4 separate regions of the Homo sapiens genome follow, and all the other regions are linked to region 3. The links are chromatin loops, found by intact Hi-C in ENCODE. Cell type or tissue: heart right ventricle. All regions are shown on one strand. Region 1 has its middle 20 kb from the start of LINC01729. Region 2 overlaps SHLD1 (shieldin complex subunit 1). Region 3 overlaps FERMT1 (FERM domain containing kindlin 1). Region 4 overlaps SHLD1 (shieldin complex subunit 1).

The links. Peaks named below come from ENCODE experiments on the same cell type or tissue, not always from the same donor. Only the 100,000 strongest peaks of a DNase experiment are listed, where the experiment ranks them.
Region 1: a loop joins it to region 3, with 22 times the contacts of the local background. A loop is called at or near these places in 99 of 110 quality-filtered maps.
Region 2: it touches region 3 in a loop (2.9-fold over the local background); 14 of 110 quality-filtered maps call a loop at or near these places.
Region 4: it touches region 3 in a loop (2.5-fold over the local background); 7 of 110 quality-filtered maps call a loop at or near these places.

The regions. Positions count from the first base shown.
Region 1 is chr20:5,527,012-5,532,011 of GRCh38, reverse strand. No RefSeq gene overlaps it. Among named protein-coding and RNA genes, the nearest start is that of LINC01729, 20 kb to the right of the region's middle. RefSeq lists enhancers at 1,902-1,971, 2,611-3,152. In heart right ventricle, CTCF peaks have their summits at 2,180 (motif pointing left) and 2,936 (motif pointing left); DNase peaks (open chromatin) are centred at 2,181 and 2,931; H3K4me3 peaks cover 864 bases.
Region 2 is chr20:5,803,993-5,808,992 of GRCh38, reverse strand. The region is part of intron 2 of SHLD1 (shieldin complex subunit 1); the gene reads right to left. Among named protein-coding and RNA genes, the nearest start is that of SHLD1, 56 kb to the right of the region's middle. In heart right ventricle, a CTCF peak has its summit at 2,355; no DNase peak of the experiment used is centred here; H3K27ac peaks cover 480 bases.
Region 3 is chr20:6,075,324-6,080,323 of GRCh38, reverse strand. It overlaps FERMT1 (FERM domain containing kindlin 1), which reads left to right. Exons shown (of 15, transcript NM_017671.5): 14 at 747-888; 15 at 2,978-5,000. The coding sequence ends at 3,151. Among named protein-coding and RNA genes, the nearest start is that of LRRN4, 24 kb to the right of the region's middle. In heart right ventricle, a CTCF peak has its summit at 2,776 (motif pointing right); DNase peaks (open chromatin) are centred at 2,783 and 4,698; H3K27ac peaks cover 1,458 bases.
Region 4 is chr20:5,812,196-5,817,195 of GRCh38, reverse strand. All of the region lies in intron 2 of SHLD1 (shieldin complex subunit 1), which reads right to left. Among named protein-coding and RNA genes, the nearest start is that of SHLD1, 64 kb to the right of the region's middle. In heart right ventricle, no CTCF peak of the experiment used is centred here; no DNase peak of the experiment used is centred here.

The DNA.
Region 1 (5,000 bases), 550 kb after region 3:
CTGTGTGAAACCACACTTCCCCTACTGCTCTCTCAAAACGGGAATGTTTTCTTCCCTGTGCTTTTTGAGTATCTGTGGGCTTGAGGGTGGGGTGGGTGGGGTGAGTGTCTTTTCTGCCAGTCATTGCTGCTTTCCTGGAACATTCTTCCTCCTTCCCATAACAAACTGTTTCTCCCACACCCTGTGGTTACCTTCATCTACCAAAGCCTGGGTACAAACATTCTTCCTTGGAGATTTCACTTTCTGAATCATTGCCACTTTCTCTAACACTTTCCTGTCCTTGGTGATATCAGTAGCTTTGTAAATAATATTTCCAAAATACTGGCCTCTCAGTTTCCTGCCAGTGATCCTGTCATCTCCCCAGCCTTTCATTCCCATGGTCATATCCCAGAGCTCTCCTATCAAATAGCGACACCCTTTCCATAACGGAAATGACATGAGTCCCATTCCCCTCCACTGTTCACTCCCCCTGGCACCCTCCCTGTGCTGAGGCCACCAGTGCATCCATCCCAGCTTCTCTGCTCATGATCCACCTAATCTCATGCTCTCACTGACTGCCCTGCCAGCTGTAATGAGACTGTCAGCTGCTGGAATCTCTTCCTTGTGTGTGCTCAAGGCCCTTGCCCTGTCTTGCTCCATCACATCCCTCTTATTATTTTCATCTCACCTCCAAGTCTGAATCTGCACCCACACAGCTGAACCTGGCTGGGGAAAGCAAGCAGCACCTAAGGTCCCTCATGGTCATGGCCACTAACTGGCCTCAGTTGACCCCAAATCTATGACAGTTCCCTTCAACCTCCCATTCTCCTAGATGCTATTTTACTATCTGTAAAAGGACACAAAAGACCTCCACTTTGCTAAATTCATTTTCCCCCTGAATATATCACTTAGGAAAGTTAATGATACCCTGTTTTCCTGATTTGTAAAAGGCAGATAACGTTGAATATAACTTTACACAACTTAGGTAAATCACATATCAAAAGTCTGCTTGTCAAAAATTAGAGATGCTGGCTGGGCACGGTGGCTCACACCTGTAACCCTAGCACTTTGGGAGGCCAAGGTGGGTGGATCATTTGAGCCCAGGAGTTTGAGAACAGTCTAGACAACATGGTGAAGCTCGGTCTCATTATGTTAAAAACAATTTTAAAAAATTAGAGATGTTAGGCCTGGCATGGTGGCTCATGCTTGTAAACCCAGTGCTTTGGGAGGCCCAGAGGGTCACCTGAGGCCAGAAGTTCAAGACCAGTCTGGGCAACAAAGCGAGACTCTGTCTCTACAAAAAAATAAATAAATAAAAAATAAAAATAAAAACTAGGGGCTGTGGTGGTGCTTGCCTATAGTCTTAGGTAATCAGGAGGCTGAGGTGGAAGGATCGCTTGAGCCCAGGAGTTTGATGCTCCAGTGATCCGTGATTGTGCCACTGCACTCCAGCCTGGGCGACAGAGTGAGTCCCTGTCTCAAAAAAAAAAAAAAAAAAAAAAAAAATCACATGCCAAATATGCTCTGATAGGATTTGGAATTTTCCACATTAAAAAGAAAGAAAGAAAAAAAGGCCAGGCGCAGTGGCTCATGCTTGTAATCCCAGCACTTTGGGAGGCCGAGGCCGGTGGATCACCTGAGGTCTGGAGTTCGAGACCAGCCTGACCATGGAGAAACCCCATCTCCACTAAAAATACAAAATTAGCCAGGTGTGGTGGTGCATAACTGTAATCCCAGCTACTCGGGAGGCTGAGACAGGAGAATCGCTTGAACGCGGGAGATGGAGGTTGTGGTGAGCCGAGATCGCACCATTACACTCCAGCCTGGGCAATAAGAGAGAGACTCTGCCTCAAAAAAAAAAAAAAAAGAGAGAGAGAAAGCTCTGCCTGTTTACCCGATCCTAAGCTGAATGTTGCTAAGCTGAATGTCGCATCTGTGCCTGAGCTGGGTGGGTAAGCATGAACTGCTGAGCCTGGGGTGGTGGAGAAGACCTGGATTCCCTGTGGCTGTCCTGTCAAGATGAGAAAGATGTGCAGCAAAGAGACTGCGGCCGATAATCTTATGAACTTTTTTCTGACAATAAATTGCTAATTACTGTTCTTACTAATTCCAAGCTAAGGGCCATTCTCAATTGGTGTAGGATTGAGCGTATACATAATCACATAACCGAGACTTCCGCAGTAGAAGCTGAGACGCGCGCGCCACCTAGAGGGAGCCTTGTGTGCCGGGGGAGTGTGGGCCGTCAGGGAAGCAGGTTCTCTCTGCCTCTACTCGCTGTGCGTGCCATTACCAAGGTGCCTGAAGGTCTAATTCTTTCTTTCCCCATCTGTAAAATGAGGATAATAATCACTATGACAGATGGCTGCAGTAAAGTTTAATGCGACCATGCCTGTAAGGCATCGATAATGTGCCCCAAATCGTCTAAGTTTTCAGGAAATAAACAGCAGCAATTATAACACATGCAAGCCATGAACCCAAGTAGGTCATCTGCGCTGAACAAACCCTTTCATCGAGTATCGTTGACTTCTGGCTTCAGGTGCGACATACACACTCTGCACCAAAAGGTGAAGAATTCTGGCCACACTCAGTGGCTCACGCCTGTGATCCCGGCCCTTTGGGAGGCCGAGGCGGGAGGATCGCTTGAGCCCAGGAATTCAAGACTAGCCTGGGCAACATAGTGAGACCCTGTCTCTATTAAAAATAAATAAATAAATAAATAAATATTTTTTTTAAAAAAAGGTGAAGAATTCTGAACTACATAATCTCCTGTTACCCTTTGAATCTCTTCATCTACCTCAGAAATGCTGCGTGTGTTTGCAACACATCATCATAGAAACAGGCATCATGACCGTTTAAGTGTAGGGCTTTCCAGGATGGCAGAGGCATTATTAGAGGGCAGATTAATTGCTGTCATCTCAGTGTGCAGGAGCTTGAAATGCTGTGTGCATGTGCTGCCATCTTGTGGTACCTTGGGGGAACATGTATCTGATTATTCTGGAGTCGCTAGCTGACTGGGTGAGTTCTAACCTTTTTGAGCAGGGTTACATGTTACATACATATACACGGTACATAGGCACCCATAAAGCCACACCAAAAATGGTGTCCCAGACAGTGGGTTATTTCACCCATCAAATTATTCACAGGTTACTCTAAGTGTGGGAGAAGAGAGGACAAGGCACATCCGTGCCTAAGGAGGAAACACATGCCCCTTTGCAGACCCGGGGGGCTGTCCTGTGGAGGGAGGCCCTGTTTCCTAAGTGCTTCCGAGGGAAGCAGATCTAGGAAACTGAAGGCCTTAGAGATTCAGCTCAAGATGTACCAACTCTAGACTGAACTCCTCAGTTCTGCTGGTGTGCCAGCACTGCTCGCTCCCAGCCCCTCAACACACACCTTAACTCATTCTCTGGAAAGCTACACACATTCCAAGTAAGAGCGTGGCAGTGTCAGTCCCCAGGCTGCTCTGGACATTCACACACTGAAGGGCATTGGGGTTGTGTCCAGTTTGGGACTATTATGCATAAATCAGCTATAAACACTTGTCTACGGGCTTTCGTGTGAACTAAGTTCTCATTTCTGTTGGCTAATTCCGAGAACAGTTAAGTATTAGGTCATATGGTAGTTGCATGTTTAGCTTTTATTTTTTTTTTTTTCTTTCTGAGATGGGTTCTTGCTTTGTTGCCCAGGCTGGAGTGCAGTGACATGATCATAGCTCACGGTTGTCTCTAATTCGTGGGCTCAAGTAATCCTCCTTCCTCAGCCTCCAGAGCAGCTGGGAGGCCACCACACCTGGCTTATTTTTAAAAGTTTTTGTAGAGATAGGGGGTCTCCCAATGTTACCCAGGCTGGTCTCAAACTCCTGGGCTTAAACAATACTCCCACCTTGGCCTCCGAAAGTGCTGGGATTACAGGCATGAGCCACTGTGCTCGGCTGCATGTTTAATTTTGTTGTTGTTGTTTTGAGATGGAGTCTTGCTCTGTCACCCAGGCTGGAGAGCAGTGGCACAATCTCGGCTCAGTTCACTGCAACCTCCTCCTCCCAAGTTCAAGCGATTCTCCTGCCTCAGCCTCCCAAGTAGATGGGATTACAGGCAGGTGCCACCATGCCCAGCTAATTTTGTCTTTTTAGTAGAGACAGGGTTTCACCATGTTGGCAAAGCTGGTCACCAACTCCTGACCTCAGGTGATCCACCCGCCTCAGCCTCCCAAAGTACTGGGATTACAGGCGTGAGCCACTGTGCCCGGTCTTTTTACACTGTTTTTGTCTGGCTTTGGTATGAGGGTAATACCTGCTTTCTGGAATGAGTTGGGAAGGGTTCCTTTTCCTTCTATTTTCTGTAGAGTTGGTCTTAACTCCCCTTTAAATCTTTAATAGAATTCTCCAGTGAAACAATCTGGGTTGGAGATTTCTTTTTCAGGAAGTTAACTAAAAATTCAATTTTCTAATAGTTATGCAGCTATCCAAATTACCTATTTCAATTAGGTGAGTTGCGGTAGTTTGTACTTTACAAGGAATTGGTCCATTTAATCTAAGTTATCAAATTTATGTATGCAGAGTTGTTTGTAGCATTTCGTTATCCTTTTGATGTCCGCAGCGTCTGTAGTGATTTCCTCTGTTTCACTCCTGATATTGGTAACTGTGTACTATAATTTCTAAAATCTATAAGCGATATTAGTAATTTTTTTCTTCGTCAGTCTTGTCAGAGCTTGGTCAGTTTTACAGATCTTTTCAAAGAACACACTCTTGACTCCACCAACTTTTTCTAATGTTATTCTGTTTTTCATTTCATTGATTTCTGCTCTTTATTATTTCCTTTCTTGTGCTGGTTTTAGGCTTATTTTGCTCTCTTTTTTTAAGTTCTTCTTTTTTTTAAATAACATAAATATTGATGAGATCTCACTGTGTTGCCCAGGCTGGTCTTAAACTCCTGGGCTCAAGTGATTCTCCTGCCTCAGCCTTCCAAAGTTCTGGGATTACAGGCATGAGCCACTGTATTTGGTCGTTTTTCTAAGTTCTTGAAGGA
Region 2 (5,000 bases), 270 kb after region 3:
CACCCCCTTAAATTCCTTCATGGCATATTAATTTGATGTTCTAAAACAAACACTTTACTGTGAATTAACTCCTAACCGATAATATTAACCCAACTAAACTGGCTTCTGTAACACTTTCACCATCTGTAAGAATGTTTCTTGTGCAAATAAAGGCGATCTTTTGTTACTTAGCCATTAAATTTCATTAAAATATTTTCTGCTTAAATCCACTAAATCACTAATATTCAAAATACAACAATATAGTTACCAAGTTTGACTCCATGAATGAGAATATTCATTCACCAAATGCATTAGATAAGCTGTGTAAGAGGAGATTCCCTGCAAGATTGTTTATGAGTAAAAACATGGGTCAATCTAAACATCCATCAATAGACATCTCGTTAAATAAACTATGATCCAATCATACAATGGGATACTATGCAGACAGTAAAAATATGAGAGAGCTACATGTACCAACATGGCAAGCTGCCTTATTATAGCAATAAGTGAAAAAAGGGCAAGATGCAAGATAATATTTTGGTAAAATTCCATTGGTATTTAGAAAAAAAGATATACGTGCTGTTTGTGTGTGTACAATATACACATGTACATATGTATGTATGTCTATCTATATTTATGTATATAGATCTGTAGGTGTGTATATGGAAGGATACACAAAAGTTATCTACAATAATTACTTCTGGGGAGAAGCATGAAGACCTAGGACTTTTACGTTTCTTTTTTTTTTGAGATGGAGTCTTGCTGGAGTGCAGTGGCGTGATCTTGACTCACTGCAACCTCTGTGTCCCAGGTTCAAGGGATTCTCCTGCCTCAGCCTCTCGAGTGGCTGGAATTACAGGTGTGTGCCACCATGCCCAGCTAATTTTTATATTTTTAGTAAAGACAGGGTCTCACAATGTTGGCCAAGCCGGTCTCGAACTCCTGGCCTCGCGATCTGCCCACCCTGGCCTCCCAAAGGGCTGGGATTACAGGCATGAGCCACCGCGCCCGCCCTTACATTTCATTTTATACTCTTTTGTACTGTTTATTTTTATAACGATTTTTTAAAAGAAAAGGATGATTAGTGCTTTATCATTAAAAATAGGCTAACCTTATCACAAGTGTCACAACAATGATACATATACCCACCTGGGGACCTTCCTCCAAAGACTAGTAGCAGTAAGTCTACAAAAAGAAGAGAGATTTCCTCTTTCTAGCTCATTGCTTGAAATCACTTCTGGTTTCTAGGGAGCATAAATTCTGAGGCTATATTCTCCAAAAGGAAGTCGAAGGGGTACCTCTTTTCCAACAATGTTAAAGTAATTCTAGGGTTAATGTTTTGCCAAACTGGGAGATTCCACAGAAATATGTCCCAGTGACTCAGGAGGCTGAGGTGGGAGATCACTTTAGCCTGGAAGTTTGCAACCAGCCTGGGCAACATGACGAGACCTCAACTCTACAAAAAAATGTAAAAACTTAGCCAAGCATGGTGGAACACACCTGTAGTCCCAGCTACACAGGAGACTGAGGCAGGAGGATGGCTTGAGCCCAGGAGTTCAAGGCTGCAGTGAGATATGATCGCATTATCAAAAGAGAGCAAGATCCCCAATTCAAAAAAAAGGAAAAAAGAGAAAGAGGAAGAAAGAGAGAGAAAGAAAAGAAGGAAAGAAGGAAGGAAAGGAAGGAAGGAAGAAGGAAGGAATGAAAAGAAAAGAAGGAAAAAATAAATAGTAACTTATGAAACTGCTTTGAAAACTGGGATGGGTATTACGAGGAATTTTCAGAAGTTAGGAATTTATACTACATTTTCAGGTTTATTTTTTTAATTAGGATGATATAATTGTGCCAATTTTGAATCACAATTTGAGCTAATCATACATAACCAAGAGCTGCCCTCAGCCCAGCACAAGAGAGGCGTACCAGGCAAAGGCCACCCAGGAGGGCAAAGCCCTGCAGGGCTCCAGCTGAAAGCAGTGGGCATGGGCCTGGCTCACAGCTACCAGCCAGCTGATTTCTAAGCCAGTGCATTGAGGAATAAAATGAGAATTCAAGGCCAAGATTGCAGGTACAGGTTACACGACCACTCACTCACTCTTCGGTGCTAAAATCAAGTCCTTCAGTGGAAATACATAATACATGGCATTCTAGTGGAGAGGGTGGTGACAGAGGGCTGGCAACCATCACTGCCACCACTCTGTTCACATCCCTTGGGTGCGGAGAAACAACAACACAGGATGTAAATAAGAAATGTTGGTATCTTAACTGATCAGTGCATCACGGGCAGCCAAGGTGGTTAACAAAGCCAACTCTCCCTTCATTCTGCAATGACATGGTGATGCTGAATCTCTCTGTCCATGGCCAGAAGCAGGCGCCACTGCCCTCAACAGCTCCTGGGACAACACTGCAGGCCTCTGTTCCACTTCTATCAAAATTCTATTGTTTTGTTTATTTTAGGTTAAGCCTAATTCCTTCAGAACTTGGGAGGTAGTTTATCAAAACTGCATGCCTGACTGGTAGGAGAGGAAATGAACACAAGGCATGTATTGCAGATAATCCACTTCCCCACAGTAATACAGGAAAATGATCAGTGCTTCAAAACCATCACAAAGGATGGGGTAAGTGATAGAGGGACGGGAGATAAGCAAATGTTCTAGTTTTCAAATGGAAGGAAGAAGACACGATCCACAAATCCATATACTGTGGACCAATAGCATGATGCGTAAGCAACAGTTTTAAAGTTTGTGGGTGGAGATTCTCACTTATGTCAGCTACTATGTGTCCACCCATCAGGTAGATATTATTGTCCCCATAAAACAGATAAAGAAACGCCAAGTAAAAAATTATAAAGCAGCCAGATGTGGTAGCTCACACCTATTATCCCAACATTTTGGGAGGCTGACGCAGGAGAATCACTTGAACCCAGGAGTTCTAAACTAGCCTGGGCAACAGAGCAAGGCCGCATCTCTAAAAAATATTTAAAAATTTAAATCAAAAAACATGTTTAAAGCGATAATGCCCTTCAAACCCCAAAGGCTGTGCTTTCTCCCCATTCAATAGAGAAATGGAGGTCACCAGACCCAGCCGTCACTCCTGCCATATTAAACACAAATTTAGGCCAGGCGCAGTGGCTCATGTCTATGATCCCAGCACTTTGGGAGGCCAAGGAGGGCGGATCACCTGAGGTTGGGAGTTTGAGACCAGCCTGGCCAAAATGGTGAAACCCTGTCTCTACCAAAAATACAAAAATTAGCTGGATGTGGTGGTGCACACCTGTAATCACAGCTACTCGGGAGACTGAGGCATGAGAATCATTTGAACCCAGGAGGCAGAGGTTGCAGTGAGCCGAGATTGCGCCACTGCACTCCAGCCTGGGAAACACAGCAAAACTCTGGCTCAAAAAGCAAAACAAAACAACACAACACACAAATTTAATCAACAGTTCAAGCATTTACATTCCTATTTTGTTGTCTGCCCCAAATAATTTACCTTTCCCTTTTTTAAGAAATTGAAAAGTGTACCACTTATAGAATGGCCTAATTTCATAATATAAACAAACAAAAAGGATTAGGGGTCTCACGCCTGTAATCTCAGCACTTCGGGAGGCTGAGGTGGGCGGATCACCTGAGGTCTGGAGTTCAAGACCAGCCTGACCAACACGGAGAAACTCTGTCTCTACTAAAAATACAAAATTAGCCAGGCATGGTGGCACATGCCTGTAATCCCAGCTACTTGGGAGGCTGAGGCAGGAGAATCACTTGAACCCAGAGGGCAGAGTTCGTGGCAAGCCGAGATCGCGCCACTGCACTCCAGCCTGGGCAACAAGAGCGAAACTCCATCTCAAAAACAACAGCAGCAAAGGATTAAGACTTTGATAAAGAAGATTAAGGAGGGGAAAACAGAATGTTACTGCAGCTTCATGACTGTTAGACCAAGAGTTGAGCATGAAGGCACAACCCTCCTAGGCCAAGATAGTATTATTCTCCTGGGAGACAAAAAGGGCATTTGGGGTTAGTATTGTAAACTCTTGTTTTTCCTTCAGCTGATCACTGTGGAATGCTGCCAGGCCTCCTGCTGCCTGGACTCCACCAAGATTTCCTGTTCAGGGCAAAGGCTTTATTTCGCCACCAGCACACAGTTCTGTGTTAGGTAAACAAAGTGCTGGAGTCTTTGAATATGTGGAATCTCTTGGGTTGATTTGCTTTCCCCCTTGCCTTCAAACACTTCAAGTTTTCAAAGTCAATAGGAAACATCTCATGCAAAATTGAACAAGAGGCTCCTTCTTCATGCAAACTTTTGTTTGATGCACAGGCATAACTTTCCATGCCAGTCCTGAAATGGAAAGTGGCACTGGCATTCATGATTAGGTGACAAAAATGAATGACGGCCACCTTCATCAAGTATGATTTCTGCAATGGAATTTTTAGAGCACATATTATGTTAGGCCATAACTGAAATGTTCTTGTACGGTCACATATCAAGTCAAAGATAATGAACGATCACAGGATGTGGCAAAACCTGAACAAACAAAATTAGCCTGCAGGTGCCACAAGGTCATGTAAAAAACACACAGGAGCTAGATTTTCTTGTTTGTTTTTTGGTTTTTTTTTCTAGTTTTTTTTTACACTATACTAATGTCTTACAGTAACTGTATATATATATATAGTTTTTTTTTGCGATATACAAATGTCTTACAGTAACTATATATATATACAAAGACCTATAGTAAGTTACTATATATATATAGTAAGTACGGCTCATTGCAACCTCTGCCTCCTGGGTTCAAATGATTCTCATACCTCAGCCTCCTAAGTAGCTAGGATTACAGGCATGTGCCACCACGCCCAGCTAATTTTTTTTGTATTTTTAGTAGAGATGAGGTTTTGTTATGTTGGCCAGGCTGGTCTCAAACTCCTGGCCTCAAGTGATCTGCCCGCCTCGGCATCTCAAAGTGCTAACATTACAGGTGTGAGCCACTGCGCCCGGCCATACAGTAATGATATTGATCTCGCCATAAGACTGGA
Region 3 (5,000 bases):
ACACACACACACAAAATCTGAAGGATTTCTTATCTCACTCAGAGTAAAAGCCAGATCCTTACAGTGGCCTACAAGACCTTTGCTCTTGAACTCACATTTCTCTCCCCTCCTTCACTGTGTCAGCCACATGGGCCTCCTGGCAGGTCCTTAAGCACATTAAAAAAAAAATTTTTTTAAGTGGCTGTGCCCTCTGCCTGGAATACTCTTTCCCCAGATATCCACGCGGCTCACATCCTCATGCATATCCATTTTTTGATCAAATGTCACCTTTTCACTGACCTCCCTGTTTCAAACTGTAACCACCTTATTACCAGTATTCCCTGTAGCCCTTCCAACTTTATTTTCCTTCATCTTATCTGGCATATGTACCTCATACTTATGATCTTCTCCCTCCCACAGTCAGAAATTTTCCATCCGTTTAGTTTACTACTATATCTCCCATGCCTAGAAGGGTGCCCAACACAGAGTCAGTAATCATTTTGAATGAATTTATTTGATTCCATCTTATTTTTCTTCTCTCTGATGTCAGTTTTACTTAAAGACCATCTGCAGGATAGCCTTCATTCTTTTTTCACGCTGTCTATATCCCAATAAAAATGCCCCCCTGCAGAAAGTTAATTCTTCATTGTCCATTCCTCTGAAATGATTCAGAAATACTGGTAGTATTTTTAAGAAGTTATATGTGAGTGAACATTGTATTATAGGAAGCAGTTGCTTCTCTTAACTAATATTATGATTCTTTTCAGATTTAAAGGAAGCAAAAAAGATGACATTCTGGGAGTTTCATATAACAGGTTGATTAAAATTGATGCAGCCACCGGGATTCCAGTGACAACATGGAGATTCACAAATATCAAACAGTGGAATGTAAACTGGGAAACCCGGCAGGTAAAGTGAAAGTTTTTGCTCTTCAGTGTTGAGCCTATAAATGTGTGTCCCTCAGAATTGCAGATTATTCTGAGTTTTAAAAGGTGTTCTTCTATTTAGACCTAAGAAACCACAAGCATATGGTAACTGTCTGTCTGCTAAAATCATCATATGCAATTCTGGGCAGCTTCCTAACAGGCACAGGCCAAATGCTCTTGCATTAGCACTGCAAGTTGGCTTAGTCTCCATGCAGACTTTCAATACAGACAGGTTCTGAAATCGCTGAGCAGTTTCATTAATTTTCATTGACTCAGCATAGGATTATACAGGATTTAGCTTGATACTTACTTATGAGAAACTACTGGAGATGTAACTGCTATGCAAAATAAATCCAAAAAAAGCCTCATCTGACTGGCTGCCAAGAAACCCGATGGAGGACTGGAAGATTCAGTTGCTCACCTGGAGAGCATTCCAGGCCCAAAAGGGAAAAACTGCTGAAGAAGAAAGTGAGGTCCATAGTGATGACTGAGAAAAGCTTCACCTCTTAAAACCAGGAGCCCTCAAACCCCTAGCCTATGTTACAGCCTCCCATCATCTCCCATCCTAGGAGCTAAGTTCAGGCCAAGCCTGTATCATGGAAAATTCCAGATGAAGTTAGAGGCAGCTTAGCATCCTGCCGCTAATTTAAAACATTCTGCCCAGTGCTTTGGGAGGCCGAGGTGGGAAGGATCACTTGAGGCTGGGAGTTCGAGACCAGCCTGGGCAACATAATGAGACCCTGTCTCCACAGAAAATTAAAAAAAAAAAAAACAAAAAAAAAAAACGCTGAACTAGCCAGGTGTGATGGTGTGCACCTGTAGTTTCAGCTACTCAGCCAGGGATGATCAGTTGAGGTTCGAGGTTACAGTGAGCAGTGACTGTGCCACTGCACTCCAGCCTGGGTAACAAAGCAAGACCCTGTTTCATTCATTCTTGAATTAATTAAAACATTCAGATGTTGCTGATACAGACTCAATCTTCCCTCATTCCTTTGGCATTCTCATTTTCCAATAGAAAGTCACTGACGTAGAGGGATGGTAAGAGACCCACACATTTGTTAAGAACCCTGACTTCCTCTCAGCAGTGTTGATAATCATCTGGGTGCTTATTTGTAAAATCAAGTTCAGAGATTAGATGACCTCTAAGGCGGTAGCTCTAAAGCCTTGATGCGTATTAGGATCACCTGGGGAGCTTTAAAACACCACTGCCTAGACCACACCCAAGGCCAGTTAAATCTGAATCTCTGGGAGGAGGAACGAACCATTAGTAATTTTTAAAGGTCCACAAGTGATTTCAATGGGCAGCCAAGGTTGTGAACCAGCAAAGTCTCTAAGTCTTTCTTCTAGTGCTTAGAGTTTATGACTTGCAGCTAGGAAAGGGTTCCGGGCAGTGGCTGTAGGAAAATTCAGGCAGACTTTTATTCATTAAAGAGCCTGCAGGCCGGGTGCAGTGGCTCACGCCTATAATCCCAACACTTTGGGGGTCCGAGGCATGGATCACTTGAGGTCAGGCGTTCAAGACCAGCCTGGCCAACATGGTGAAACCCCCGTCTCTACTGAAAATACAAAAATTAGCCAGGTGTGGTGGCACACACCTGTAATCCCAACTACTTGGGAGGCTGAGGCATGAGAATCGCTTGAACCTGGGAGGCAGAGGTTGCAGTGGCCCGAGATCGTGCCACTGTACCCCAGCCTGGGTGACAGAGAGAGACTCCATCTCAAAAAAAAAATAAAAATAAAAATAAAGTGCCTGCGAAGCACCCTGCCCCTCAACACAGGGAGACAGAGAGTGCTTGGGCAAAATCCTTGTATCTAAACTGTAGACAGAAAATGTGTTGGGAGTTTTTTTAACCAGACGTGCAGCAAAGTCGACACCACCAGAGGGCGCAAAGAGAGCAAAGATGTTTTCTGGAAGCGTTTAATGGAAGTGATGGTTTTCTGTGTGTTTTAGAGGGATATCCATCTGTTATCCACCTCAGCAGCCCTCAGCTCCAGGGGCCAGTCCAGCAAAGCACTTTTTTTTTCATCATTCCTTGTCAGAGTTTAAGCTTCTCTGTGCCTTCCTCTTCCAGGTGGTCATCGAGTTTGACCAAAACGTCTTTACTGCTTTCACCTGCCTGAGTGCAGATTGCAAGATTGTGCACGAGTACATTGGCGGCTACATTTTCTTGTCCACCCGCTCCAAGGACCAGAATGAAACACTCGATGAGGACTTGTTCCACAAATTGACCGGCGGTCAGGATTGAAACAAGCACGCGTGCTCGGCTCACACCAACAAGGCAAGCCAAAGGCGCCCCTCCCCAGAGGGATCCCTAACGTGCCCAGCATGTAGATTCTGGACTAACAGACAACATACATTCACCGCTGGTCACCCAGATCCTCATTCAAACCCACTGCTGGCACATCCCTTTCCTTACTTTGCCCTGTGCTACCAGCCACGGAAGGAGCCTCTCTTGTTTTTTCTATAAAATGGGTAGGCAGGAGAAAAGCAGGTGCCCTAAGATTGCTCTAAGGCCCAGCATGTGGTTACAGTTCTCTGACTTGCAGAACCTGCCAGGTGTATGGCTACAAGTTATCCTCGTGCTGATCTGTCTCATTACTAAGTCAATGGAGAAGACAGAAAGGTAAAAATCACGTGTAGCAAGAACAACTCTTATTTCACAAACTCAGGTATGAAACGAAACGCCTGTCCTTCATGGAACTGCTTTTAGCTCCTGTCTTTTCAAAATGGCAGAGGGAGTTCCTACACACACTTTTTCCCTGGAGGCCAAGGTCTAGGGGTAGAAAGGGGAGGGGTGGGGCTACCAGGTAGCAGTTGACAACCCAAGGTCAGAGGAGTGGCCCTCAGTGTCATCTGTCCACAGTGATACCTGCCAAGATGACCACTGACCCACATCTGGTCTTAGTCATTGGTCTCCTCAGATTTCTGGGGCCACCTGCAAGCCCCATTCCATTCCTACAGATCTCTCAGCCACCTGTAAGTCCTTTGTGAAGATGTGGGTGACACAGGGGGACAGGAAAACCCATTTCTCAACCCAGATCCATGTCTCCACTGCTTCTACTCTGGGTTGGGATTCAGGAAGACAGGCACAGTCCTCTCTGTTCATAGAAACACCTGCCAGTGTCAAGGATTCCAGTCAGGTGTCTATCCCAACTGGTCAGGGAGAGAAGGGCAGACCCATTCTCAAAGACCACCATGTCCAAGGTCTGACAGCTCCCCACTGGCTGCCCCCACAGGGGCTTTAGGCTGGTCTGGGTCATGGGGAAGCGTCCCTCTTATCGCTGGTCTGTGTTCTCCTGGATTTGGTATCTATGTTGGTACGACTCCTGGCCTTTTATCTAAAGGACTTTGGCTTTTGTAAATCACAAGCCAATAATAGACTTTTTTCTCCCCCTCTGTTTTTTGCTGTGTCATCTCTGCCTTGAGACTGCCTTGAGACAGTGCTTGCCTTGAGAGAGTGAGCCAATTAACAGCTGCCTGAATTGTCATTTTCCATTTTGGTTTGTTAGAGGTGGGAGGGGTGGGTTTTGAGAAGGTCAAAAGCAATACCAGAAGTAAAGGGAAATATCAGACAATATTTTATTATTTTTTCATAGATGTTCTGCCACACAAAGAACTTGGGGTGTAAGGATAAGGCAAAAGCTCCAATCCCATTTTTCAGTTCTCCTAGGATGCACCCCTCAGGGAGCCTGGCCAGAGTTCCGAGGCCCGTGAGCGTCAGCTGTTGCTTTATTTTCCATCAAAGCCCTCTGAGAAGTGAGACCTCAGCAATTCCGGGAGCCACATAGAGACAGACTTGGCAAGGGACCCCCTGGTTCTGAGCCAGTAGCTGCCATCTGGAAATTCCTCTTTTAGCCTCTCCTTAGAGGTGAATGTGAATGAAGCCTCCCAGGCACCCGCTGAATTTCTGAGGCCTTGCTTAAAGCTCAGAAGTGGTTTAGGCATTTGGAAAATCTGGTTCACATCATAAAGAACTTGATTTGAAATGTTTTCTATAGAAACAAGTGCTAAGTGTACCGTATATACTTGATGTTGGTCATTTCTCAGTCCTATTTCTCAGTTCTATTATTTTAGAACCTAGTCAGTTCTTTAAG
Region 4 (5,000 bases), 260 kb after region 3:
GGAGAAAAATCAGTCAACAGAAACAGATCTTGAAATGATAAAGATGATGGAATTAACAAACAAGGACGTGAAAGCAGCTAATATTATAAATATCCTCAAGGTTTTATTTTCATTTTATTTATTTATTGAGATAGGGTCTCACTTTGTCACCCAGGCTGGAGTGCAGTGGCACAATCTCGGCTCACTGTAGCCTCCATCACCTGAGCTCAAGTGATCCTCTTGCCTCAGCCCCCAAGATAACTGGGGCTACAGGCAGGCACCACCACGCCCAGCTATTTATTGGTATTTTTTGTAGAGACAGGGTTGCCATGTAGCCCAGGCTGGTCTTGAACTCCTGAGCTCAAGTGAACCACCCGCCTCGGCCTCCCAAAGTGCTGAGATTACAGGTGTGAGCTACTGCGCCCAGCCTATCCTCAGGGTCTTAAAGGAAAACATAATGTATGACAAATAGGAATATCTGTGATAGTTTTTAAACTGGTCCTTTTATACTGTCAGGCATTTTAATCATAATATTAGTTCTTGAGTAGAATGCAGAATCACAGAAAAAATATGAACTGGAAACAAATCAGGAGAGCAACTTCCAGTTCTCGTCCTGCCACTATTTCGCTATGGTCCTCAGATTTTCACTTGCATTTTCCAAAGCTCAGTTTCCTCATCTGTGAAATGTAGATATTGCCCTCAACAATCTTCCTTTTTAAGACTCACACTGCCCCTTGTTTACCCACAGACAGTGAATCTCTCATGCACCCAAATTTATTCATTCAGCATTTCAGTAGAAAGCAACCTTTTATTTTTCAAATCATTGTTGGCAAACCCCGAATATACGCAGTAGAACTTTACTATTTCTGAAGGGGAATCTTCAGTGACTCTTGGTTCTCTCTGTCCTGGCAATCTTTACTTAAAATAAAAAAAATGTCATTCAAGGAAAATGTGTCTTTTTGGAACTACATTTACAATAAAATCACAAAATAATTTTTAAAAAATATAGAGTTGAAATTTTAAAATAATATTTACATTTGCAGTTAATTTTATGACCAACAATTCATGGGCTGTGTATTCTACCAGTTTATGCCATTTCTTTTTCTTTCTTTTTTTTTTTTTTTTTTCGTTTTTTTGAGGCAGAGTCTCACTCTGTCACCCAGACTGGAGTGCAGTGGTGTGATCTCAGCTCACTGCAACCTCTGTCTCCTGGGTTCAAGTGATTCTCATGCCTCAACCTCTGGAGTAGCTGGAATTACAGGCACACACCACCACACCTGGATAATTTTTGTATTTTCTGTAGAGACAGGATTTTGCCATGTTGGCCAGACTGCTCTCAAACTCCCGGCCTCAAGCAATCAGCCCATCATGGCCTCCCAAAGTGCTGGGATTACAGGCATGAGCCACTATACCCAGACCTCATTTCTTTTATATAAAAACAAATTCCTAAGTATGGGAATTCCTAAGACAAGAGGCTATAGGATCCAATAAAGTGGGATAATACTGAGAAGAGACTTTCAGTGGTTATGGGGAACCTTATGAAGATAGATCATGGGTTAGCAAACTTTTCCTGTATAGGGCCAGATAGTAAATATTTTAGGCTTTGTGGACCTTCAATGCCCAGTTACATCTTCTTCTTTTTAAAAATAATCATTTTAAAATGTGAAAGTCATTATTAGCTTGCAGGCTGTACAAAAACAGGCATAGGGTCAGAATTGGTCCACAGGCCAGAGGCTGCTGACTCCTGCTCTATGGTCTTATTTACACATCATTGGCCTCCACCTCACACTTTACTGAATTAGAATCTGTATTTTAATAGGATCCCTGGGTGGTTAATAGTCACATTACATTTTGAGAAGCACTGCTCTAAGGCAGTGGTTTTTCAGCGTGGCTGCATATTAGAAGCACTTGAGCTTTTACAAAATCCTGATTCCCAGGCTGCCCTATATACCAATTAAATCAGAGCTTCTGGAGATGAGTCCCGGGCATCAAGATCATTAAAACTTGCAGTTGATGCCGATGTGCAGACAAGGCTGAGCACAGTGGTTCAAGGGGCTCATTTAATGCAATCCAACAAGCGTATCTGCTCAGGAGAGAAAAAAGCTCAATTCTCCCCCAGGGCCGCTGTCTCGCAGGCATGAATGGCTTCTGGAACCACAGAAACCCCCAAGGAACATAAGTGATGAAAAAGAACACTGGAGCAAATTCTGGATGTTTCCTTCCAATCCTCTGGTGTTGTGTGTCATTAGAAAAAGTAATTTTGGGGCCGGGCGCAGTGGTTCATGACTGTAATCCCAGCAATTTGGGAGGCCAAGGTGGGCAGATCTCTTGAGCCCAGGAATTCGAGACCAGCCTGGGCAACATGATGAAACCCGTCTCTACAAAAAATTAGTGGGTGTGGTGGCATGCGCCTGTGGTACCAGCTACTCAGGAGGCTGAGATGAGAGGATCACTTGAGCCTGGGAGGCAGAGGTTGCAGTGAGCTGAGGAAATTGCACCACTGCACTGCAGCCTGGGTGACAGAGTGAGACCCTATCTCAAAAAAAAAAAAAAAAAAAAAAAGAAGAAGAAAAAGAAAAAGTAATTTTGGAAATAAAGAACTTACTTGAAAGGATGTTAGCAATTTTACCTCAAAAGTTAAAATCTAGCTGAAAGTAGACAAGTCATTCATCTTTTTCAACTTTGGAATTATGTAAAAGAATTAATTCAATTCTATAGGGACTGTGCTCAGAAGAATTTTAAATTCTAGAACATTTAACAAAAAATATACAGATATTCCTAAATAAGCCACCACTGAGTGGTCAATATTTTTCTTTAAGATTCTTGGGTCCTATAAGACAATTTCACAGATGAAGCTTACTTTTGCCAGTGTAAGTAAATATTTAACACTTTCAAAGATGCTTCTTGGATTGATACCCAGGCAGCCATAAAGGAAAAGCAGTAATAATAGGTGTTTTGAGGGGTCGGGCGCGGTGGCTCATGCCTATAATCCCAGCACTTTGGGAGGCCAAGGTGGGTGGATCGCTTGAGCTCAGGAGTTCAAGACCAGCCTTGGCAACATGGAGAAACCCCATCTCTACAAAAAAAAATACAAAAATTAGCCGGGCATGGTGGCACACGCCTGTAGTCCCAGCCACTCTGGAGGCTGAGGTAGGAGAATCGCTTGAACCAGGGAGGCGGCGTTTGCAGTGAGCTGAGACTGTGCCACTGCACTCCAGCGTGGGAGACAGAGTGAGACCCTGTCTCAAAAAAAAAAAAAAAAAAAAAAAAAGAAAGAAAAGGAAAAAGGTGTTTGAGAAAAGCAGGCTTGTGTCTTAGTTTAAAAGCCACTTAATTCAGTTTTTTGTTTGTTTCATTTTTGCTCTATAAATGGAGGAAATAGTGCCATAAGTATGTTACTATTTCTCTTGCTCTTTTCCAATATTTGCATTTTCTCCTCTTCCACAGAAAGGTAATAGAAGAGGCACTTCATCAGAGAATTAAGTTTACAAGCAAAACAAAAATGTATTAATTTACTCCTTTAATACCAAAATTCTTCCAGACTCTACACACACATTGCCTTATCAGAGAAACCTATCCAGGCCATCATATTTTAATCACACCCTTCATCTCTAACACTGCTTTCCTTTCTTCACAGCAGCAGCTGTTACAGATTTCTTTTAGTGTCTATATACCCCTTCTGCCCCTTCCAACCATGATCCTAAGAACTAGAATTATTTATTTATTTAGAGACATAGTCTTGCTCTGTCACCCAAGCTGGAGTGCAGTGGCACAATCTCGGCTCACTGCACCTCCACCTCCTGGGTTCAAACAATTCTCCTGCCTCAGCCTCCCAAGTAGCTGGGACTACAGGCACGTGCCACCACGCCTCGCTATTTTTTTTGTATTTTTAGTAGAGACAGGGTTTCACCACGTTGGTCAGGCTGGTTTTGAACTCCTTAGCTCAGGTGATCCGCCTGCCTCGGCCTCCCAAAATGCTGGGATTACAGACGTGAGCCACAGCACCCAGCCAAAGAACTAGAATTTAAAAAGCCCTTTAAAGACCAGGCATGGTGACTCACGCCTGTAATCCCAGCACTTTGGGAGGTCGAGGCGAGTGGATCACTTGAGCCCAGAAGTTCTAGAGCAGCCGGGGCAACATGGTGAAACCCCACCTCTACTAAAAATAGAAAAAAATAGCCAGGCATGGTGGCACACACCTGTGGTCCCAGGTACTTAGGAGGCTGAGGTAGGAGTGTCACCTGAGCCTGGGAGGTTGAGGCTGTGGTAAGCCACGATTATATCACTGCACTCCAGCCTGGGTGACAGAGTGAGACCCCGTCTCAATAAAAAAATAAAAATAAAAATAAAAAGCCCCTTAAAGAGAGGGAGAGCCTTTGTCTATTTTGTTCACTGTGTATCCCCGACCCTAGGAACAGGGTCTGCAGCATAGTAGATACACAATAAGCATTTCGCTAATGACTGAAGGGACAACATTCACAACCCTGTAAAGAAGCTAGCCATCAGGGTTCAGGTAAACAATCTAACATAATACGGAGAAACAGAAAAGAACTCTGCATTTAGTGAGGCATAATACCTGGTGAAAGTAATACACATGGCAAAGCTACTTCTCATTCATGATGATTTATTTTATAAAGCAAAGACACAATTGTACTGAGCTCCTGAGGACTTCTGGCTCTGTTGTCTTACAAGAGGCCACTCGTTCACTTGTTCAAAAATTGTCGGAATTTTTAGAAATGGAAAGAAGGACTCTAAAGTTACATATATCAAAACCTCTAAGTGTCTGTTATTAATAATAGTTCTTACCATCTTCCAGTTGCCTGTTAAGCACTGAGCACAGTAATCAGTGCATTGTATACTGGATACATAGAAGTTTTCCAAGCAGTGGCCTATGGACTCATGCTAGGCCATGATGAAACCCTTACTAGTCCATGGATACGTGAGAAAAAAACACTAGGGACTACAGAAAACTGATCTTTATTTTGGGATTAGGTCCTTCTTTCATTTTGAATGTTAAAATA